Linked DNA regions of Homo sapiens: region 2 is linked to region 1. Evidence: chromatin loops called from intact Hi-C (ENCODE). Cell type or tissue: heart left ventricle. All regions are shown on one strand. Links, peaks and the distances in the headings refer to the core of each region. The heading gives the core; the rest is flanking DNA.

The links. Peaks named below come from ENCODE experiments on the same cell type or tissue, not always from the same donor. Only the 100,000 strongest peaks of a DNase experiment are listed, where the experiment ranks them.
Region 2: a loop joins it to region 1, with 6 times the contacts of the local background. A loop is called at or near these places in 3 of 110 quality-filtered maps.

What each region holds. Positions count from the first base shown.
Region 1 is chr12:6,036,829-6,044,828 of GRCh38, forward strand. VWF (von Willebrand factor) reads right to left here. Exons shown (of 52, transcript NM_000552.5): 18 at 7,463-7,623. It overlaps SNORA120 (small nucleolar RNA, H/ACA box 120), which reads right to left and starts at 3,355; the gene lies at 3,209-3,355. In heart left ventricle, for the core only: CTCF peaks have their summits at 1,441 (motif pointing left) and 3,374 (motif pointing left); a DNase peak (open chromatin) is centred at 3,332.
Region 2 is chr12:5,078,979-5,095,823 of GRCh38, forward strand. No RefSeq gene overlaps it. Among named protein-coding and RNA genes, the nearest start is that of KCNA5, 44 kb to the left of the region's middle. In heart left ventricle, for the core only: a CTCF peak has its summit at 5,450 (motif pointing left); a DNase peak (open chromatin) is centred at 10,103.

The DNA of each region.
Region 1 (8,000 bases), core at 1-8,000:
CCAGAGGCCTTGAAATGCACATATTCTTACACCTAGCCATCCCAAGGAAAGGATTTCTCTGAGGGAAATAGAATTATGGACAAAGATTGATGGAGAATTATTTATCATTGCAAAAAAAAATTGGAAACACTTAATAGGAAAATGACTAAATCCATTGAGGAATCACCAGGCGCCAGTATCCTATGGTGCTATTACAATGGTCCTTTGGAAGAATCTTAAATGAAGTGAGAAATACTTATGCTGTTAATTTTTAACACAGGAAGAAAAACTGTATATACATATGGTTCCAAATGTATATATATTTCACAAAAGACTAGAAGGAAATACAGAATCTGCCTCCAGGTGGTGAGCTGGGATAGGCGAGTGGGAGGATTTTATTTTCTTTTTCAGTTTTAAAATTTTTTTCCAAGTGTTCTTCAATGAGCATGTATTATGTTTATAATTAAAGAAAATGAACACTATATTGAATAAAATTAATATGTACTTAACACTCTGGAGGTGAGGGCCAAATATTGGGCATAAGTAGAAATCGATCAGAACTAGAGTCTGGGGGCTGGTCCAAGCCACAGGCCCCCTCCTGCCCAGTCTCCCGTATCCCGGTTCACTCTCCATGGGGTATGCTCTACTTCCCCGTCGTCACCCCTCGGGAAACTACTTTCGTGAGCATGTTGTATTCCTCCGGTCTGTTGGGGCTGAGAAAATAAAAGAACTAAGAACTACCAGCCCCAGAAGAGTCAGCCAAACCCACTCTGAGCTCAACATGCAGACACGCTTCTGTCCCGACTCCAAGGGGCAGCCCTGGGTGCCTGTCCTGGTGTGGCCTAGCCTTGGGGGTTCTCAAAGAGGCCTGGGTCACCCCCAGGTGAAGGACTGTGGCACCTTGGCTCCAGAGCTCCCTGCAGGGCGAGAAGCTCCTGGTCTGAACAGTTCCAGCTCCACGTGACCCAGTCACTCCCCAGACAAGTCTGAGCTCCCAGGCCTGGAGCTGGACAAATCCCTGGGAACAGGGCAATCTTGGGCTGAACAAAGGGCTTTCAAGGACCCAGGCTAGAATCGTATGTGAGCATGTGTGTGTTGGGGCGGTTGGGGGGAGGGAAATAGGAAGAATCCTCCACTGCTTAATGTCATCTTCACCCAACCTCAGGAGGTGTTCCCGCATCTCTGGAAGCCCAGCTGATGGGTCAGGATGACAGTGCAGGGCATAAGATGCAGGTTGACCCCACTCTTGGTAGCTCTTACCTCCCGGAACCACTGTTCTTGGGAGGGAATGAGCTTAAGCACCCAGTAGGGAAGATGGCACCTTGGTAGGAGCTGGCAGGGCTGAAAAACCTCTCTCTAGCAGAGCATTCAAAGCCTCTGTCACAATTAGGGTTCATGTCCACATCGCCCCGTCCAGTGTCAGCTCTGACTTAAGCCTGAGGCCCACCACCTAGTGGCTGCTATAAGAATGACTGAGGTATCCCACGGATGCCTTACAGTCAACGGAAACCAGATAATACGCCTCCTTGTGGCAAATACCATGTGGGACAGAAGTGCAGGGACGGACTCCAGGAAACAGAGCCAGGCTCCCCTTACCTCAGCAGCACATGTTGCCCCTCACCCTTGGGCAGGCCGGGCTGGGGGCTCCCAGGCCTCTTGGTCTGCATGCTGCATGTTTTTACCTCTCGCCATGATATTCAACCCATGGGACAACCCACCATGCCTCCTGTCACCCAGGTGTGGGTCTATGGAAGCCCAGCCCTCCTCCAGCGGACAGAACACTCCAGTCCCAGCTCAGGTGTGAGATAACAATGCCATGACTGCAGCCGCCACCTCCTCCTCCTTCTGAGCACCCACTGCAAACCACGTGGCTGCTCTCTGCCGACTCGTGTTAGCAAGAGGAGGTTATTAATTCATGGACAGCAATATTATAATAGGACCTTGATATTAAGTGAGGACTGCTATGAAGGCCACAGTGGTGTGGAGTTAGGTCATAAGAGAGCTGGAGAGGAGACAAAACATAATCTTCAATGAGAGGAAAGGGTTTCCAGGACACAGCATGAGACTTCCTGACTTGGGAGAGAAGAGCAGGTAACAATAGCCCAGCTAAAAACACCCAGAGAATCCCAAAGTGGCAAAGACATTCAGGGAGGTGGAAATTCATGGAGGTAGATAGGCCTGGAAATAAAGGGGTAATTTAGGGGATGGATTGGACCCAGAGGGGAGCTGTGCAGAGAGGCGGGGCAGGCCAGCACAACAGTCCCTGGCCAAATTTTGTGGCAAGTCACTTAAACCTCACAGTTAAAATGAAGAGAACCACCTCCGTCTAGTGTTTGTCCCTTCGGGACATCAAAAGGCTACTAAGATAAAGTCTATGAATGTCCCCTGAAGACTTCAGAAGAAAGCCTGGCAAAAATACTCGTCCCATCACTCACCAACTCATGACATCTTCAGTCCGAAAGGGGTCAGGCTGAGAACGTGGTCCTACGTGTTGGTCCACTCCAAGAAAATTATAAAGTAGGAAAATACTGGTCTTGTTACCTTTCTCTGAAAAGGCCCCATTGTCCCCAACTCTCCATACATGAACACCATCGTGACCCACTCTCCAGAATCTTTTTTACCTTCCAACTGCCTCTCGTTCATTCTCCTACCCCATCAGTACTTTCAGGCCAAAGCAGCTGAACTCAGCCAGAAGCTTGCGAGGAGGAGAGTGATCTGATTAAAGCACTCCTGCTGAGCGTGATGACTCCTCCTATGAAGACTTATGAGGTTCCGCTTTTTTTAAACCTCTCGCTTGTTAACCAAAATGAATTTTTGCTTATTATATTTCAGTAAGCCCGACTGAGTGACAAATCATGGACCATGTAGGAGATATTTCTGAAACAGGCCCTTCTTTGGATCTTTTAAAATGTGCAACGCCCACATGTGAGGCCGCCTCTGGATGGGCCCTTGAACCCAAGCTCTGAACTTTAAGAAGTGGTGCCCAACTCCTTCAGTCTTCACATGGGGCCAGTGAGGAAACTGGACATCCTGGGATCAGGGACATAACCACACTTCTCGCCACCAAGAGGCTCCTAATACCAGCAGTTTGGGAGATGTAGCTGCTAGGTTTCAAACGGGAAGTCAGCATCTCCCAGACAGAGGCCTAAGTGTTTCAGATTACAGGAGCCCTGGTCTCAGAGTCAGGAGACCAGAATTTCCACTATACAACTATGAAGGCTTGACCCGGCTCTGTTCCCTTTCTGTCCTCAGTCTCCTCCCGTGTGATAGAAGGGGCTGACATAATGGGACCTCAGGGTTTCTTCTTCTCTGCCCTCTACGATGCTCCCAGAGTTACCCTTGCCGCCGGACTCAGGAAGGGTGAGCAGGGCAGTGAGTTGTGCTTTGCTGTCACCTAGTGGTGGTAGCAGGTAATATTCTAACTTAAAGAGATGGATGCTTCAGGCAAGCATGGCTCCAAGAATTTCTGAACTAGAGAAAAATACCTGGGAGATCTTCCAGCACAACCCCCTCATTTTATCGATCCGGCAGGTCTCAGAAAGTGAACACTGGGATCTAAAAAGATGCTCCTGTGTGTGCTAATTCCCTGCAGCATCTCTGTTCATGGCAGGATTCACCGTTTCCCACCACGAACTTACTGTAATAGTTAGTGGTCATTAAACCACCACTCACTAAGCACCTCCCATGTGCTCGCTGCTCTCATCTCCAGTCTTCCCAACAGCCTGCAAGCCAGTTTTACAGATAAGAAAATTAAGACGCCAAGATGTTAAGTGACTTGCCACTCACTTAAGTAGATGTTAGGAGGCAGGATTCAAACCTGGAAGTGTGAGGTTCCGATACCATGCCGTTTCCAGGCGGTTTCTCTGCCCTTCATTTATCACGGTGCGGACCACTTAGCAAAGGGACCCCCATCCTCCTCATTCCCATGCCAGGAGACCTTTGCACGATGGCAGGAGCAGATACAGCCTGCAGCTTGTGGGGTCAACCAGAAAACCTCTGCTCTAAGCAGGTGCCAGGCCTGGGACAAACCAGAAAGAGAGGGGTTCTTTCTCTGCCCCCGCCAATATTTTCAAACAGGTGCTTCTGGGCATACGGTGGACACTGAGAGGCACCTTAGAGGAGGAGAGACAATCTTCGGCTGAGAACAGGGCTGCTCAAAGTGCATTCCCTGGGCCAGGGCCAGCCTGTGAGGACGCAAGCACAGAAACTAAGAGAAAGTGTTTAGAAAATCTTAGGGAAATTTGGCAGAGTCATGTTATGTCTGTTATATGTCATAAAAAGTGGGAAGTAAGAGTTTAGATTTAGGGATCATGAAAAAAAGGAAAGAAAACATTTTTTAAGGCCGGGCATGGTGGCTCACACCTGTAATCCCAGCACTTTGGGAGACAGAGGTAGGCAGACCACCTAAGGTCAGGAGTTCGAGACCAGCCTGGCCAACACGGCAAAACCCCATCTCTACTAAAAATACAAAAATCAGCTGGGTGTGGTCGTGTGCGCCTGTAATCCCAGCTACTCAGAAGGCTGAGGCAGGAGAATCACTAGAACCTGGGAGGTGGGGGTTGCAGTGAGCCGAGACCATGCCACTGCACTGCAGCCTGGGTGACAGAGCAAAACTCCGTCTCAAAAAAATTTTTAAAAAAAAAAGAAATTTTTTTTTTTGAGACGGAGTCTCGCTCTGTCGCTCAGGCTGGAGTGCAGTGGTGCAATCTCAGCTCACTGCAACCTCCGCCTCCTGGGTTCACGGCATTCTCCTGCCTCAGCCTCCCAAGTAGCTGGGACTACAGGCGCCCGCCACCACGCCCAGCTAATTTTTTGTATTTTTAGTAGAGACAGCGTTTCACCGTGTTACCGGGATGGTCTCGATCTCCTGACCTCGTAATCCGCCCGCCTCAGCCTCCCAAAGTGCTGGGATTACAGGCGTGAGCCACTGCGCCCAGCTGAAAATATTTTTTAGTTGGGTGGGATCATATTATTTTTGTCATTGCTTTTGTTTTATTTTTATGAGAATTCATTTTTATTGTATTTACAAAAGCATGGGTCCACAGCAGGCTGGAAATCTAAGAAAAAGCATCCTTTACAGGTCTCTCCTATGGACAGCAGGAAGAACTGATGGGTGCAGCCTCTGAGACAGCCTTGGATAGTTACAGAAACAACAATGAAAGCTATTCCTACACTTCTGTAGAACTCTCTGGCTTTAAAGTGCTTTCACACACATCTCCTTGGGGCCCACAGCCATGCATCATGGAGGCAGAACAGGAATTCGGTGTCTACGTAACACATGAGGTGACTGGGCTTCCGGTAAAGACTGAAGGATTGCACAAGAGCATGGAGTGGGAAAGCAGGGAAGCCTGGCCTGACGGGTCTGCCCTCTGCACCCCATTCCTGCTCTTTCTGCCCCCCGCAGATCTGCCCCCGGGAAAAAGCCACTTCCCTTTCCCCTGTCAAGTCCTCAGAAGAATGCAGAATCCGTGACCCCTTCCCCAAGCCCTTAGTGACATCCCACAACCCTGCCCCTTCACAAGGGACAGACTGGACAGAGGAACACCCCGAGGGATGATGTCTGCACCATCAGATGGGCCCAAACAGGGTGTTTCCAGGCCCAGCTCCATTTTCTTTGTGTTATGGCCAAGAACACGTGTCCCGTGCTGCAGGCGGCACGCTGCGCACCCTTAATAAATTACACGGACTTCTCTGCTCTCTCGAATCTGGCCGCAATAATTTGCACACTCGCCGGCATCGTAAGGAAGCAGTTGTGAAAATAACCGAATCTCTTACAATATGAACCTGCAAGTTAGAATCCCCTGTGGCTGAAGTGCGAGTCACCTCGTCACGTGACAGGTATCCAAGTGCTGTCCTCAGAATGCATGCCCAGTGCTTCAGGAATGAAATGAGCGCCTAACAGGATAGCCACAGCCTGTATTTGAGGTCCCGCTGTCCTCTTTTTTGGATTTGGGGTCATAATATAATTATTGTGGTTACTAATATTTAAGGCTATCTGTATTTTTTCCTTCATGACAAAAAAGTTTGTTTCAAAGCATATCCGATGCTGACATAGTCCTCTGAGTGATGTTCCTTTTCCTGCTGAGTATGATGAAGAGACAATGATCTATGCTTTCCCCACACCAAAGCTCTGAGACACTCTACCTAAGAGGCCCCAGGGATAAAGAAGAGCAATAAGGAAGATTCCCCTGCCCTCTCCTATTTTTTGTTCCTACCCAGGTCTGAGATTCCCCACCTTAGAGACCCTTCGTGATATCCACCTTCTGCTAAGGCACCAAACAACCCTTCCAGTTCAAAGGTGCTCATTGGCCAATCGCTAGCTCTCCTCATCAGAAAAGACAGTTCCAAAACCCTCAGAGGCTAAGACAGAGGAGGAGAGAATTAACAAGAGTTGGTCTCTCTGTTTGGGAGAAGAAAGAGTTGAAGGGGAAGTAGAAAAGTAAGCATCTGTCCTTCACACACTGCAATCCCAGCCTTCCTGAGAGACACTGGTAATTGAGTCCACATTCCCTCTACAGAATATTGACAGGTCCCACAGTCCAGGACACTTCCCCTCAAGCAGAGTCCTGGGCAACACTAAGTCCCCTCCAAAGCCATCTGAGAGCCACCCTCTCCCATTCTGGCCTCCACAGCCTCTGCCCCAACTCCTCACCATTCACTTTGGGTATAAGGAATTGGAGTTGGGGAAAACAAGAAGACAGGATGCATTTTGAAAGAGAAACATCTGGAAGTTGCATCCTTCAGGATGTATGCGTAATCTATTTAATACAACGCTGGCTAAGATTAGACTTGGGAGGGAGATAAGGAGGAGTAGGCATGCTCAGATCATTGCCACCAGCAGCAGAACATCCACATAGGAGCCAGGAGTCGCAAACCAGCACGGCCTTGGATGCACGGCCTCCATGCCTGTTTCAGGCACAGCACCGGAGTCATGGAATGTTAAGGGCTGGCCAAGACCTCACGACTCACATTACAGATGAGGAAAACAAGTTTCATTGTGGGGAAGAGACTTGTTGGGCCCATGGCTTGCTAGTGACACGGCAGGGCCATCAATGTCTTTTTTTGAAATAGAAAATTATATGCATATACGTCAATCATATGCAAATATATATGTGTCCCTCCATTTTCATAGCATGGAAGGCGGCCCCTGGGAAAATTCTAGTGGGAATGCTTGTTTTTACTAGTACGTATTTTCTGGAAATTCTTTGCTTCCTATGGCACTCCTGTAAGCTAAGTTCTTATATTTTTGTCAGATCCTGTGAGGATCAACCCCAGGCATTTTCCTAACAACTCCCTCCCTGACTTTGGCAGGGAGGAGACAGAAGAGCCTCCCCTCCTCCATGCCCCCATTACCAGCACCACCTCCATTGCTATCCGTGTTTAGCCCTTGTTTCTTCCTCTCTCTGGCTGCACAGCCCCCTCACTCATCCCTGCCTACAAGAAAACTGAAGGGCAGGCACCAGCTCTGTGCCTGGTGACTCACCATGCCCGGGGGGCAGAGGCAGCCAGAGACACAGCCCATGCTCATGCACTCCAGGTCATAGTTCTGGCACGTTTTGGTACACTCGAGCCCTTCAGCCCGCAGGTTGTCAGCGGGACACACCAGCTTGACCATGGGGGGCCGACAGGATAGGCTCCTTTTGCCTCGAAGGTAGGAAAAGCAAAGAGATGATTAGTGAAGGAGAGAATGGACCTACCTTCCACACTGTCCTTTGGTCCCCTAGAGTCTGTGACTAAATTCAAGAGACTCAGAGTTGCCCACTCACGGGGACCAGCAGCTGCCTGAGCCAGGGTCCCTGTGTGGGACTGGGAGGGCATCTTCTCACCTGGGCTTCTGACCTCTGGCTTACATTGGTGGCAGCTCTTCTGACCCCAGCTCTCATCTAATGTCCCATACTTGTCATCACCCTTAACCTTGCTATAGCAGGTTACATTGAATCAGGATGCATTGCAGAAATTTCCAGACCCAGGCTTGAAAAGACCTGAGTTTGGGTGCTAAAAAGGAGTTTTAATGGACCCAA
Region 2 (16,845 bases), core at 5,386-13,385, 950 kb before region 1:
CTCCACGGCAGCCCTTAGTTCCCTGACCTCGGCCATGGGCTCGGTGCTGGCTCCCCCAGCTTCTCTGCAAGGAAAAGAGCCCTTATGAAGAATCACAGTGGTTCCTTCCTCTCTTCTACATCTGTCTAGGATAGGCATATGTCACAAGAAGTAGAATAATAGGAAAATAACTTGCCACTCAAAATATGGCCCCTGCACTGCACCAGCAGCCTCAGCATCATCCGGGAGCATGTTAAAAAACACAGAACCTCAGAACTGCTGAATCAGGATCAGTATTGTAACAAAATATCCAGGTGATTTTTATGCCTGTTAAAGTTTGAGAAGCAAGGTTTTAGCCCAGCGGTTCTCCAAGTGTAGTATGTGAACCAGGAGCATCAACCTCACTCACATGGGCACTTGTTGGAAACTCATGCTCCGGCCCCACCCTTGACCTGCCAAATTAGAAATCCAAGGGATAGAGTACAGCATTCAGTGTTTCAAAGCCTCCCAGATGGTTTGAATGCACACTGAAGTTGGAGAACCACTGCTGCAGAGGGCGCTTCCACTTTAAAGATAATGTAAAAAGCAAAGAGAATGGCATTGAGTCAAACCAAGGTGGATGCAGCCAGGATACCACCAAGTGCTCACTTTGGGTCTCAGCAAAAACAGGAGCCTCAGGGTCCCTCTCTTCCCTTCTTTTAGCAGAGATTCAGAATTTGTAATGTGGAAGACACACATCTGGATATCTGGAAGGATGGGGAGGGAGGGTCGGGCTACTCGATGAGGCGATCAGGGCAACGCGGCTTCTGCCCCTTGAAAAGAAGGCTCAAGTCAACCCACCTGAATCCTTCCACCGTGGCAGCTCTGAAGCCATAACAAACCATGCTATGATTCCCTGGTTATCTTACAACTGCTTCCCTATACCGCCCCATGGCCACCCCACCTCCAGTTTTGAAACCTCAAAGCCCGTCTGTGGCCTTAGAAGCCCGAGCTGTCCTGTGAAATCACGGTCTCCCACACAACCACGAGTTGCTCCCTGGGATTCAGAGTCCTCAGCTGTCAAACAAGGAGTGGGGCTGGGTTGTAAGGTGCCTGGTCCTTTTGGAATTTCCGGCTTTTGTCCTGGGATGTCTTGGGGGCAGCTTTGTTCGAGGAGGTCAGGTGTAGATGAGGTAACTCTCATGGTGCTTCCATCCCTTCCATTGTTATGTCAGGTGTTTAACATGTTTGCTGACTCTCATGCCATTTCTCAAGGTGGTCTGTAGGGTTTTCTCTTGAGCTCATCTTTACCTGAACTGTTTAAATGCAAATCCTGGGCCACTTGGCTATAGGGTCCCTGCTGGTCAGCATGGGCTTTGGCTTCCGCAAAAGGTCTCAGAATGAGGATCGTGGCCCAGAACCAATTTCTATATTGATGTCCTCCTTCATCATGTGTATAGTATATTTTTGGACACCAAAGTCTTGTTGAACACAGCCTTGCAGATTTTTGCTTTCTCATGGGAGCCTTCTCCCACCCAGAACTCCAAGTAAAGACAAACATCCCTGCCAGCTCCCTGAGCTGGAGGGTAGAGATTGCATAGTCACTTTTTACTGAGGTCATTGCCCTTTGCGAATGAGTAGGAGATTTTGTAGTTTCTTTTTACTGAAGATCATAGCTTAGCATAGGGTTCTCAGAGCCAGATCCTTATGGCCTTCTCTCCTGCCCTGGTGTCTGATGAATGAAGCCTGTGGGCCCAGTTCAGGTCTGGTCTAGACATTCCTTACCCCAAGCCACCTTTCCACTGGGAACTGCTTCAGTAAGAGATCTCCCCATTCTGGCTTTCAATTAATCATTTCAGACATCTATGGATTTTTCTTCCTCTTGTAAGCCCAACTACGTATGTATTTTTTAAATGTATGTTATTTGGCATTTTTATCTGCTGAGGTGCAAGCTTACGCTAGCCCAGCTCAGCACATGTCCATAACTCTAAGTCCCAGACGACACCGTGTTGCATGATTCCTTTCTAGACAAGAAAGCCATTTATTGGAATTAGCAGAGAGAATCTCTCACCAGTCCAGACTTTCCCATGGGGTTCTACTGATGCGGAACCAAAAGCGGCAGACAGGAAAATCCCTTTTCTCTGTGTTCCCTGCTCTATGGCGAGAGGACCGAGGCACCTAGGAGCTTCATTCCTAAGACGCTCCATCCTTGGAGGCTGCCACTCTTTAGCCCCTCCTCCCCTGCCTGGGAACGTGCTTGGGTCTCTCTTCACAGTTCCCCATTGGCTGGCGGAGTGCTCGGATGGACAGTGACCGTCTGGTGACCCAGCAGGGCGGAGGGAAGCTTTGGATGAGAATCCTCGGCTTCCCTGAGGACGCCTGAGGGTGGGGAAATAATCTCCCTTCTTCTCCAGCCATACAAGTTGCTTATCCCAGTTTCAGCTTTCTATGGTTTCAAAGATATATCCAGCTTTATCTGTTATGACGTAATTGAGGTGGAGGTAGAGGAGTTCAAGAAACGGAAGGGGGGTATCAGCTAGTTTGTGGGGATTTTCCTTTGTAGACCAGTATTAATGTGCGAAGCCCTTAACACCGAACAAGAGAAACCAGGGTTTTATTAATGTTAAAATTTCAGATAGAAGGTATGCTTTGGCGTGGAATAGGATCATTGTCGACATTGACGAAATAACACAATACATTGGGATTTTGAGAGATAGAAAAGAGGAAAAAGGAATTTCTCATCTTTCATAGAGAGAGGTTAACAGATACTGTCCACATTTGCAAGGAAATACTAATCTTAAAATTCTAAGTATTTTAAAAGTTTATTTATGTTTAAAGTAATTTTAGGTATGTTATTTAATGTCACAAAGATAAGTACTAGGGAAAAATTAAAATAGTTACTGATAAAAATTAAGATCCAGCGAGGAGAGGGTATGAGGTTGCAGAATTCAACAAATTCCCTATCTGTGACACTTGGTAGACAACAATTTCTGTTAAAATTAGGTAAATCAGCAATAGAAGCATAAACATTTTGTTTTCTACTAAGATGGTAACCATGAGAAGAACAAAAGCCAGAAACTAGTCATTGCGGTTATCTCTGGAGGGCAGAGGAGGGAGAATTTTCTTGTTTCATGTCTTTCTGTGATGTAGCTATTTTTTAAGATCATGGGCATGCAATTATTTCTATAATAATAAAAACCACTTAATGCATTTAATGGGTCAGAGATAATTGTATCTTGGTCAGCAGAATCTAGACAGAGAAATGTTTTGATTTCTGGGACTGCCAAATCTGTCTTCTTAAGCAAGATAAAGCCATGGAGGTCAGGAGGGATAAGCTGGCACTCTGTGACAGCCGGGTGGGAGAGGGGGCAGATAAGGCTCACCTTGCTCCAGCGGAGGGAGCATGGGAGTGAAAGAAGAAGGCCGAGTGCGTGTTAAAGGGTCAGGCTACTGCGGGCACATTGTTTCTTCAAGGGTCAGGAATATTGTGTCTAGGAAGACTATCTGGAGAATAAGAATTTTTCTACCTAGAGAACAGGAAAAAGATTAGAGAAACAGACACACACACACACACACTCACACACACACACACTCACACACACACGCTAGAATGTTGTTACTGTATTTTTCTCTTGGTTCTGTGGTTCCCCACATTCAGTAATTGGCCTTTCTGACTATTTCAGGGCCCTATATCGGAGCCCTTAATTTCTTTAAATTAAGAAATAGTCTAGAGAAAACAAAAGACAAAAGATGTGTTAGCTCAGATGCCATTCTGTGAAAAGGAAGCATTCCCCAGCACAGGTGAGATTCCTACTTATGTAGAATGATGGCAAATACAAGCTGAGACTCTAGTTCCTGACTCTTAATAGGGAGCTCTTTGTTCCAAAGGAAACTTCTTCTGCAGTGTCCCTAAAAACCACAGTGCCAGCGCCCCATCCTTCTGCAATTCCCACTGTGCCCTGACCATTGCCTATGCTTCACAAAGCTTTGTCTAGGAGCCTGAGGCTTTGGTCCTTTAGGAACCTCAGTAGATAAGCTGGAGTTTCCCAGTAGGTTTCCAAAGTGGTACTCAAATTTCTGATTTATTCTTCATTCATTTTAACATAGAAAGATGTCCTTTTCCTTCCCCCCTGACTAAGGTACCAAGAACTTGCTCAGGTTCACCATGGGAGGGTGGAAAAGCCCTCAGGACTGTGCAGCCAGTGGGAACATACACCATCGTCCTTCTGCAAAGCACCTCTCCCTTCCCCATCCTCCAAAACGCATTGGCCCAAACCACCACCTCCAGCCTTGATGTTGAAAATCCAACCCCCATGTTGGGCTATACATGTGTCAACCCTCACTGATGCTTTTAATTTCATCTCCTTCTGTTTTTTATGCATCATGTACTAACCTTCTTTCTGGACATTGTGTAAGCTTATGCCTCTGTGTCTTGGCACCACTTCTCCTCTGTGCCCGGAATGGCCTTCTTTGCCTCTCAGGTTTTCAAAACTTTACTTGATGACCCCTCAGGCCATTAACTGGTGTATCCTCTGGGCTGTTAGAGCACTGTATGTTAGTCTTGGCACCTTGTATCTCATTCATGTGTCAGTCATCTTCCAGATTCCCTTAAGGTCAGAAACTTGTGTCTCATCAATCTCTATGCCCAGCCCCTGGCACAGCAGCCATGCCATCCCCAGCACACACCAGGAGGCTCCCACATGTTGTAGGTGTGAAGATGAGCTTTGAGGTCTAACTGAGTAGAAGTCCCAACTCTGCCACTTACTTGCTGTGGGACTGGGGCAAGTTAATACTCCGTGCAATGAGGATTGCCTCCACTTCATTGGTTTGCTGTGATGATGAAATCAGATTGTTCCTGTAAAATGCTTTGTGCATGTATTATGTACTCAGTCAAATTTACCTATAATTATTAAATGAAAGGAATGTAGTGCACAATTTCAGATTTTTTTTCTGCCCACATTTTCTCTTATCTTTTCTAAAATTCCTAAACTAGGTAGCAAGAGCTGCAAGAACTTTCAGAGCTTGGAGACAGGCCCTAAAATCACAAGAATAAACCAACCTTCATGTGCTCCAAAATATGCCTCCTGGGTTGGAAGCAATGACAGGTTTCTGCAGAAGCTGGCTTTCCCATCGCCTGTCTCTAGACTGCTAAAGGGGGCTATCATTTGGAAAGTCCTCTAAAGATGGAAGTCTCCATTCCATTGGCGAGCGCATATCAACCCTGGAATGTTCTTTTTCCTGACTCATTTCCATCCATCACAACGAGTGTAGTTTTAGGCCCTCTGCCCTTATTCTGTCACCACAGACTTGTATCCCATAGAAAACTATTTCAAAGCCTGGAGCGTCTTCTCTGGTTCTCCTGATTAGGGTTTTTTTGTTGTTGTTTTTTTGTTTTTTTTGTGTGTGTTTTTTTTTTTTTTTTGGAGGGAAGGGGATGAGTTTCCATCAAAGGCTAGAAGGCAGAGCTGAATCTTGGACATGGTCCTTGGGTGACACCTGATGGTTAAATGCCATATCGCAACCATTTTTTTCTTCTGCCCAACAGTACACAAACTAGCAGAAAAGAGTCACCATTCAACAGATATTTTTGACTTGTTTCCATGAATAAAGGTAACTGACCAGCCAGGGGATCAGACCTCTGAGTTGATAAATATGCATCAGCTAGCTGAGCTCAGAAAATCCAGGTGACAAAGGAGGGGTCCTGGGGAGGAATGCGTTCGGGGTGAATCACCCACCTCCCAGGCCCGAAGGAAAGGGCTACTGTTCTCTGTACATGCATTTTTTATTACAACTTCACGGTATCACAAAACCATTGTTATCAGCAAGGCCCCACTAACCATGACAATGACCCCAGTACCACTTTTCCTTTGTCTTACCCTTTACTTTTACGAAGTACCTCTGTTATTTGAGCCTGACCCTAAAATCCTGTAAGGTGGGCAATGACAAGATTATTGTCTCAGCTGTTTGGTAGGGGAACTGAAATGTCTGGTCCAAAGCCAGATTGCTTTGCAATGCTGCTTCTGGGACTAGAGTGCAGAGGCCTTCCCTTCTGTGGTCCCAGTTTTGCTATTTTCAAGCTGCAATGATTTCTTCCCTCATGCCCTTTTACTCCAACCTCACTTCCCTCATGGTTCAAGTCCTCCCATCTCTACTGCAATGACTGCAATGATCCCTGGTCCCTGCTCTCTAGTCTCTTCCCCTTTCACGCCCTTCCATGGTGGAGTCAGTTGTATGTTTAAGACAAAGATCCAATCACACCTGATTTAAAACAAAAACCAAAATAAAACTGCCATGGTTTTCACTGCAGCCAGCACAAAGCTTAACCGTCTTGGCCTCCTGCACAACATCCTTGACTCCTGACTGCATCGACAGCCTCATCCCCAGCTCCTCTCCTCCCTGCCACCTGTGTCCCACCACACACACCAAATTTGAGCTCCAGCCACACATGGTTGCTGATCTCCATTCCCCATAGTCTTCCACCGCCCACCGCATTAATTTCCTCTCACAACATGCTTTCTTCTCACTTCTGTAGGCTGGCCATTCTGCTGTCTCCTCCAGATCCATTCTCCTCATTTCTCTTCCTTGCTTATTGTCCCAGAGACCATCACTCAGGCTCCATTCTCTCTGGATTCCAGTTGGCTTCAGCCATGAATCCTGCACTAGCCAGAGACCAGAGAGCAAGGTCCTGGTGCTCACAGTCCTCCTTGTGATTTGGGGAGTGGGTGCATCCCTCTTCCTAGGTCCCAGTCCTGTAACAGCCCTTCTCCACAGCCACAGCCATCTGCAGGTTCTGGGTATCCCACACTCACTCCATCCACTTGACTCCTTGGGCCTAGAGGTCTAGTGGCTTCCTGCTGCTCCCGGTGCCCTGTTGGCTCTCATGGCACTGCCCACACCCCTGCACCTTCTTTAGGCTCTGTTTGTCATTCCTTTCCAGTGTGTTCTGCATTCTGCCAGGAAGACCCTGACTGATACAACCTCTTCAGTGAGGCCTCTCCTGCATCCTCCTTCCTTCCTGGTAGCAGTAATCACTCCCACATAGAGTACCGTCCATGCATGCTACCTCACAGGATTAGTGGTTTGCACCATGAGTGACTCCATGGCAATGCTTCTTTCATTCATCTTTGTATCCACAGTCCTCAGTATGTGGTCTGGCACACAGTATGAGGTCAAAATGCTTAATGAATGAATCACTTCTTGCACAAAAGAGATGTTTTATTTGAAAGGATGTAGTCGAATGATATCAAGGCTTTGGGTTTGAACTTTATATGGATCAGTTATTTTTATGAAGAGCTTATGGCAGAGATTCTACCCTCATTCTGGTCAGTCATAATGGTTTCCCTTGAAGCGTGGATGGATCCACCAGCTTTCTCATGCCCAAGAGAGTGCCCTGCTCCAGAACACACAGGCTCTTGTGGCATGGCTTTTGAGGGAAAGCCCAATCATAGCGGAGAGTCATCCTCTGTAAGTCCTGCAATATATTGTGCATGGAGGCACAAAGCTTCTGGAGGTAGGAAGAGATGCTTCAGAACCAGAAGTGTCAGCTCCAAGGGGTGTCTGCTGATGAGTTGGCGTCATCATCAGGCTTCCCTGCTTTAACCAACCTACTTGAATCAATGACTACACTGAGCTTCTAGAGGGAAGGCTGGGGCTGGCCAAGAGACAGAGTTTGGGAGCTCTCATCACCGGTTCACTGATACGGGCTCTTTCATCTCACAAGACGCTAAAGCACAAAGACTTTCTGGAGATCATTGGGAAGGAAAAACCCAGGAGTGGGCACTAAGATGAGTCGTTGGAGCTGGAAGATGAGAGTGAAACTTCTGTTCTACGGAAGAAGGGGCCAAGACTTGGAGATGCTGTGTGTCTCGTGTTGCTCAGTCCCCAGACAGGATTTGGGATTCAGATGTGCACAGAGAGGTGATGGGCTGGCCCTGGTGCCCAACACACACCAGCTCTTCATCTGAAGGCTCTGTAGCATCTGCCTCCAGGCCTTTCTGTGACTCTCTGGGCCAAAGGCAGGAAAAGCAGGGCAAATCTTCTTCAAAGGATTTGGTTTATTTGCCACTAGAGTAATTCCAGATAGATCAAGGATGCAAGGCTTGGCAGTGTATTTGGGAAGTTGGGCTGGGATTCAACATTTGTTAGGGTTAATCAAGAGCTGCAGAGTTCTGTGCACCTAGAAGGTATTCATTAAAATTTGGTGAATAGATTAAAAGACAAAGCCACACACGCAGTACTTGTGGACAGAGCTGACTTTACAAGTCCCCCTCGCTTACCACGCCATCCATAGTAAATACCCCACAAGTCCCTTCACTGCTGGTCCTAGGTCTTTGCCCGGCTTCCCTGTCAATGTCTGGACACCTAAACGGGCTTCCTGGTTTTCCTCCAGCCTCCTTGCTTCTTGGCCCTCAGTGTGTGTGTGTGTGTGTGTGTGTGTGTGTGTGTGTGTGTGTGTGTGTGGTTGGGGAGGGCGGGTAGGCAGCCTTCCCCTGTTGCTATATTGGGAATTCTAAGCCCGTTGCTGTAAATGAAGTGACATTTGCCTTCGCATCCTTGTCTGAAAAGAGGCTCCTTTACACTGACTATATTTCTAGCCCCACCACGGTCACTTAGAGTGGCCACTGAGGGAGTTGAGGAGGTCACAGCCTCTCCTCGTGTATAGAGCAGGTGTTTGCACACTGGAACCTTTTTGCACACGCAGGGCTGGCCTCTGAGGTAGGGATTTCAATAGCTTCACAGGCCATTGTTTCCTCCTCAATGCCCCGAGATCAACGCAGGAAGTGTAGGTTTTCTTAAGGTGCCCCGGGAAGATATAACTCTATGAAGACCCACCATATACACAGGGAGTGACAAGGCCTATTCCCTGATTCTGACCATGGACCTGGGACAGCTGAACCAATGACAAAATGCAGCAGCTCCTGCCTTGCTTACAGCTCCATGTGGCTGAGTGCAGCCACCTCCTGTTCTTAGGGGTCTATGAGCGACTTAGGAGCTGGACGGGGAGGAGCACAGCAACCTGTGCAGGGGCCCTGCCTGCATATTCTCTCCACGCCTCTTCTTTCCCTCAGGCGGCTGGGAAGTCTGGACGGCGCCCATACCAAAGGGAGGACGTCTGCCTGGAAGCATGTGTGTATGTACGTATGTATTTAAGAGAACCAGTCTTGCTCGGTTGCCCAGGCTGGTCTTGAACTCCTGGACTCAAGCAATCCCCTCACCTCAGCCTCTTAAGCAGCTGGGATTACCAGCCGCCTCTGGAAGCATTTCCATCTCCCTGCAGGCTGCTGGCAGGCCACCTACTCAGAGCTGTGCCTGCTCCCTGTGCTCTGTTCCATGCAATCCCGGGCCCCCAGGTGCAAACGCCCTGTCCTAAAGGCACCCTGCCGGGCATGTGAGTGCTCTTCAGCCACCATAGGCCACAGGAGGGGAGTTGGAGGTGACTGGGCAACTCCTGGTTCACTTGCCTGGTGGGAGGGAGGCCATGACTTCACAAGAGTGGGAGGGAGGTGCTCAGTCACTTGCACAGGAGAGTTGTTCCCTCGTTCAGGTGAGTCCCTCCTCCACACACCTGTGGCTGGATCTGTGATGTGGCCTGACGTGGCAGGGAGAGCCAGTGGCCGTCGCCGGGGCTCCAAGCGTCCCCATCCTGCGGCTGGCAGTGCCTGGCCTCCTGGTCCACAGGACCAGGCCTGAGTGAGCCACACAGGGTAACTCTCCCATCCTCCAAAACCATCCAGATTCCACCCTTGGAAGTGGCTGGGCAGAGCACCCAGTCAGCCTTTCCTTGACTTCCCGCAGCGGCTGCAAACGCCGGCCTCGTCATGCTTTCCAAACGCATGTTCAAGGCCACGAAACAAGGAGGCAGGAGATGCACATTTTCTTTTAAACGGCTTTCTTGTCTGCCTCTCTGCGGAGTGAACGTGCTCTGAGGCAGGAAGTCCACAGGGCCTTTTCCAACCATCCTCCAGGGGCCCGCAGGGATGTTTGTGCCCCACCTCCCAGCCCCGTGGACTGACGTGGTACTGGCTGCTAGCAGGGTGGGGCGCAGTGTCTCAAAGCCGCGCTTCTGCACCAGGGTGGTGACTAAGAGGTAAAAGTTAACTTGTCCCAGACATCCATGTCAGGCTGGCTCCCCGGGCAAGGAGGTGGCAGCCAGCTCTGGCCTAGTGCCAAGGAAGTCTCCTTGATGCTCCCCAGCTGTGAACACCAATGTGAGTCTGACCACTGGCTTGCCACGTCATACAACTGGAGCTGCAGTGCTTGAGCCCAGCTCTCTGACTAGGAGGGAAGTGCCTGGTGCTCTGCACAACCACAGACACAGAGCTGGCCAGATAGGATGGGGGCCAAGGCCCTGCCATGTCCCACTGTGGCTGCATCCTGGCCCTGATGATGCCAGGCTGGTGGCTTCTCTAATCAGGCAACTCACAACCGTGCCACCCAAAGGCCAAGATCTCTGTCCCAGACCCTGACAACCAGCCTGCTCATCTCTGGTAATGTCCCAGAAAAAAATGGATAAGAGGGTCCTTTTCACTGCCTCTGTTCCTGTCTCCAGGAGTTCCCCCAGGGAACACTGCTCTTGCAGGTATGGAGTATGCTCACACATACTATGCTTAATATTTTGCTGTATTTTCTTCTGCTCTTTATTTGCAGTATGTGTGTGTGCGTGTGCGTATGTACATATGTGTGCATATGCTTGTGGGTCCATTTAAACAAACAGGATCATCTAATACCTAGAGATCATTACTTTTATTAATTAGTATTTTATTTGGGGATAATTCTTGCTAATTTACGGAAAAAGTTGCAAAAATAGTAGCATTCCTAAACACCTGTCATCCAGCTTTCCATAATGTTAACAACATCTTATATAGCAAAGACTAAGAAATTAACATCAGCACATTCCTATTAACTAAATGATGGGCTGTATTTAGATTCCACTAGTTTTTCTACTAATGTCCTTTTTTCTCTTCTAGGATCCAATACAAGATACAACACTGCATTTAGTCTTCACGTCTCCTTAGTCTCCTGGTTTCTCAGCTATTCCTTGTATTCTGTGACCTTGAGAATTTTGGAGAGCACAGGTCAAATATTTTGCGGAGTGCCCCTCAATTTGACTTTCTTGATGTTTTCTCATGATTAGGCTGGGGTTGTGGGTTAATGGGAGGACCACGGAGGTGAAGTACCCCCTCACTGCACCACAGCAGAGAGTGTCACGTCAACGTCAACAGGACCTACCACGTGGTTATGACTGGTTTCTCCACTGTGGAGTTACTGTGTCCCCATCCTACATGCTATTCTTTGGCAGTGTGTCACAGGCCAGCCTACACTCAAGGGGAGGGGGATTAAGTTCCAAACCTTCTGGGGTGGGTGGGGGGAGTATCTACATATATTATCTGGAATTTTTCAGAGAGAAATATTTGTCCTTTGTCTCTCATTTATGTGTTCAATCATTTATTTATATCACTATGGAGCCGTGGATATGCATTTTATTTTGCAGGGTTATAATTATTCATGTTGTCACTCAGGTTGTCCCAGTTTGGGAATGAGGGTCTCTTTCAGCTTGGCTCCAGTGTTCTTCAGCTTCCCCACCCCACCTCCTTTTTGTTTTTGGTGAGCACTTTCTTTCTTTCTTTTTTTTTTTTTTTTCATTCTGGCTCTATAAGGTTCCTCTTATATTTTTCCTGCTCTGCCTTACAATCAGCCTTTTCTCCTAGGAGTCCTGATTTCTTTCCTTGGAGAATTGTATTTAAAAACCAATCACTGGGCCCTGGGGATGCTCATTGCTACTGGGGTGTCAGTCACTGCTTCCAGACCTTCTCAGCAGACAGAGCTAGGAAATATCTGTATGTACATGTGCATAGACACATAGCTATAATCACTTCTGTATTTCTACTTATCAGTATAAGTAAATACGAGTTCTTAAAATAAACAAGAATTCACGTGGTTACACTAATCTCTAATCCACGATTATAGGGTTCATTCTAGTCTTCTTCCTTCACTAATTTGTAATTTCTTTCTCTGACAGTGAAAATCTTGGCTTTCACTATTGACGACTCATTTACTTACTTATTCAGTCCTAAAATATATGTAGCAGTTTCAGAACTGAGTTTTGTATACTGATTTTTTCTTTCTTCTTGTTTTTAATGTTAACTTTCTAGAAGCATAAAATACATTCATAAAAGTGCACAACTCAAAAGTGTAAGGCTTGCATTTTCAAAAAGTGAGCACATTCTGTTAACCTGCACCCAGAAGATCAAGAAACAAAACGTTATCAAAATTTCAGAAGCCCCGTGACTCTTGGCAGTCATGTCTCCCCTATACACAGAAAGCCCTAATTTGACTTCTAACGCTATTAGTGAGTTTTGGCTGTTTTTGAACTTTATGGAAAGGAACCAGACTGAATTGTATCTGCTTCTTTTGCTTGGCATAATGCTTTGAGGTCCACCCCTGTTGTTGCAGGTAGTTATAGCTTATTCATTCCCATGTGTCCTGCTTTCTTAAGATTGTATCATGAGTTCTTTTCCACAGTCTTAAGTGTGTTTCTCCAGTGCGATTTTAATGGCTATATAATATTCCACAGTTTGATAATACCATAAACTATTTACTTATCCCATCTTGTCTGTCATTTGATGGGCCTCTAATTCCTGCATTATGATAACACTAGTCAATGTTACCTTAAGAAGATTGATGTAATAATCCTAATGCCTCAGAGTTAGTCTCATCACATCTGGAGGTTTGCATTCTATTCCAGCCTTAGTCCTCACAGCACATCCAGAGGGGGCCTAAGAGGGTGCTGAGGATTCTGGAAGCTGTGGCTTAGGAAGCTCAGCTTGGGGAACTGGACTATTAGGCATGGGGGTAGACAAGATAGCTGTTTTCAAATATTTGAAGCACTATTTGAAAGAGTGTTTTATGAAGTTTTATTCTGTTTTATGAAGTTTTAGTCCTCATGTTTAGCTAGGAAGAGACAGGTTTTTTGTTTGTTCTGTTTTGTTTTGAACCTATAATAGTATAAGGAAGGTGATGAATAAGACAGGTACTAGAAATAACTACACCTGAATGACACCCATGAACTGGGACTGCCCTGCGCAAACCAGGCCATCCATCATCACCCCAGGCACAAGAAACTCTTTCTAATGAGTACAGACTTGACTGAGAAATGAAAAGGCTGATGTACAGTGCTGATCTTTCTGTTATTTGAGATGTGTTATAGTGTTAGGCAGGATTGTGCAAAGGTTTCCTACATTGGGAGGGAGGCTACACTAGATGACGTCCAAGTGGCTGGATGATCATTGGATGGCAGTCTAGTTCTGAAAGTCCATAATTCAGCCTGGAAAATGATCAGCAGTATTGCCAAAGTGAGTAAATAAGATTTACATTTCTCTCTTCCTGGTCCTTATAGAAGCATGATTTCCATCTGGTCCTCATACTTGCCTTTTTTAAACAGCTTTATTGGTGTCTGGTTGCCGAGAGTTAATAGAGTGTTGTGCACTTAGAAATTTGCTGAAAGAGAAGATCTCATGATAAATGTTCAAAATTGGCTTTTGCAAGGCTAGAAGAGAGGACAGGGATGATGCTTTGTAACTTGTCAGATGCTGGGCCTGAAGTTCAATGTTCTGTGGTGATTGAGGGTCGATTCTCTCTGAAGTTTTGAGAATTTAAACGACTTATTCAGGGTGCACGAGTCAGAATGTTTTGGTTGTAAGAAACAAAAGTCACTGGCACTAACATAAGCCTGAGGCTCAAATACATCTATGATCTTGAATTATATGAGTGACCCCTCTATCTTGATAACATATTACCACTTAAAAATTATATATATATACAGAATATATAATATAATATAATAATATTATAATATATGCCATATTATATTATTATATGCTATATTATAATATAATAAAATATATAATGTTTGTTTCAGGTTCAGGGGTACATGTGCAGTGTTGTTATATTTGTTAATTGTGTGCCACAGGGCTTTGGGATACAGATTGTTTCATCACCCAGGTAATAGGCCTGCTACCTGATGGGTAAACTTTTTATCCTCTCCTTCCTCCCACCCTCCACTCTCAAGTAGGCCCCTGTTTCTGTTGTTCCCTTCTTTGTAGTCCTGTGTTCTCATTGTAAAACTTTCTATCTTGAGATACTCTTAGACTTACAGAAGAGTTGCAATAACAGTACAGAGAATTCCCACACATCCTTTACCCAACTTTGTCTAATGTTCACTTCTGACATAATCATCACACAGCGAGCAAAACCAAGAAACAAATATTCATGCAATGTTATCAGCTGAACTGCAGATTTTATTTAGATTTCACCATGTTTCCTATTAATGTCTTTCTCTTTACCAGGATCTAATCCAGCATCCCATGTTGCATTTAATTTTCATGTCTCATCAATCTGAGACAGTTTTTGAGCCTTCTCTTTCATGATCTTGACAGAGATCATGAAAGAGTATTGGCCAGATATTTTGTAAAAGGTCCCTCAGTTTGGGTCTCTGGATGTTTCTCATGATGGGACTGAGGTTATGGAACTTTGCAAACATTACCACCAAACGCTCCCCTGTCCCTCTCAGTGCAGCACATCAGGTGGTACACGACTCTGAGGCATCTCATTACTGGTGAAGTTAACCTCAATTACTTTCTTAAGATGGTGTTTGCCAGCTTCTTCACTGTGCAGTCACTATTTTCCATTTGTCATTAACAAATTTTGCTTTGAGATCATGCACATATACTTTTTCGCTGTAAACTTTCACCCACTAGTTTCAACATCTTTCATAAATCACCTTTTTTATTTAAGCTGAGTCAAATGAATTCCCAGAGAAAAATGCATAGGTGCAGAGAGCTGACAGCCTGGCTTCCCGTGGTCATCTCTTTTCCTTTCTATGTCACTTCTGGGGGCAGCTATTTCTCTCTAGGCCCCCTTCATTCCCCTCTCTCTTCAGGGCCATCTCTGCTCTCCAGCTCGTGTGATAGACAAAAAGGCTGCCATCGGCACCCCTCACCAGTGTAAGAGACCAGCCCAAGGGAGGTGGGCTCTCCTAGTTCCAAGCCCAAGTTCTTGGGGAAAGGACTCTGACTGGTCCAGTCTGGGTCAGTACCCAAGTCGTGATACGTTAAGTTGGCTCCAGAGGTGCAAGATTGGATTGCTTATATAAGTCAGCTTGGGACTCCCCTTAGTATTAGGATGGGTGGAAAATATTCCCCCAAATCTTTGTGAGATGAGCACACCCCTAGTGTGTATCCAACCACACAGCATGTCTGAGGCACAGTCAGAACAAAACACAGGTCCCTCCACTTTTTAAACAGTGTGAGTTTCTTGTCAATGCCTCAGCACACATTAGGCACTGAATCTGTGACAACTTGACTTCTCTACCTTGATCACAATCAAGCTGGAGTGGCACTTTATCCCAGTCCTGGAAATAAATATGAAATCACACTCGGGTAGGAAGGGAAGGTGAAGGGCTGAAGGTCCCCAAGAGTTCCCGGGGCTTAAAGCTCTTTTTGGTGATCTTTGAAGCTGAGTTATTCATCCAGCTGTGTTATCCTAATTCTCCAAAGACACGGAACTAAAACCCAAGAGCTAATCACTTAGTGGGATTGACCTTAAAATGCAGCAGATTTTCAGGAATGATTAGAAAATCTTTTCTGAAAGGAGAGATGCCTGGATCAGGTTCTTCAAGGAAGGAAAGCAAAGCATACCTCCTTGGTTCAGTGGGGAGCAAAGGGAGGGCTGGGTGCATGCTGGGAAGAAAACAATGCTTAGCAACATTTTCTAGATTCCTGGTTCATATTTTCCCCCTGATGTCAGGAACGGAGCATCCTTTTCTCCCCTGGCAGCTTGATTATGGCACTAAGAAATCCAAGATAAATGGGATGCTCTGTGAATGAAGCCTGGAACAGCTGGACATTGCTGAACACAACTGCAATGGCTGGTCAAATGGGGACATCTGGTTCACCTCCCCAGAGGTTTGGCAATGGTAATAAGGCCAATAAAGATAATTCAATCAGCCACTGTAGGCTGAGGCTCTCGGGAGCCCAAACACTGGGCTGGAGAGATTGGGTTTCTTTTCCATGGGAGCAAAGGAAGGAGACTGGTGGGAGAACCAGCTGTGCGCCTGGCTTTTCCCACCTGCAATTCTGGGTCTCTGCAACCACGGAGGACAATTTCCCAGGAAAGGTGAGGGAGCACATGAAAGGCCAGGACCTCTAGAAAGTCATTGTCATAGGAATTCCTAGTGCCCGGTGTGGCAGATGTTTGTTCCATGGTGACTCAGTGAAGGATTCTTAGAGGTCAGAAGACTTGGGATGAAGACAGTCCTAAGTCATACAAGTGCTCAGTGGTCTTGAGCAAAAGACTTAGTCTCTCCTGAAACTCAATTTTCTCATCTGTAAAATGAGGACAGAAATACCTATCTCCCAGGATTGTCATGAACATTATATAAAATCATGAATGTGGAGAAGTTTGCTGGAAGAATGTGAGCCATTTTGGTGGTGGATCAGATCAAATCAACAGTTTGTGATGCTCTCAACCAAGTGTCTTTTCTCTATAGTGACAGATGACATGAGACCTGAAACTCACAGGAGATTCAGGTATCTTCGTTTTAGCCTCTAGTCTCAAACTTTTAAAAATAATTTAGTCAGTTTTCTATATGAAGAGGATATAGGGAAATGACATGCTGGATATCCATGCCTTAATTTTTACTCCCTACGGAAGGATCTGTGAGCAATAAACTGCCTAGAAGGTGATGGGAGAAACATGTGGACTTCACAGGGCTAAAGATTAGATTGGAAGATAGTGAAACTGAGGTTCAGAAAAGCCACCAGGACTAGCCAAAATCACAATTCAGGGTTGAGTCTGCTATCCAGGTCTCATCAGCAAGGGATTTTTGGT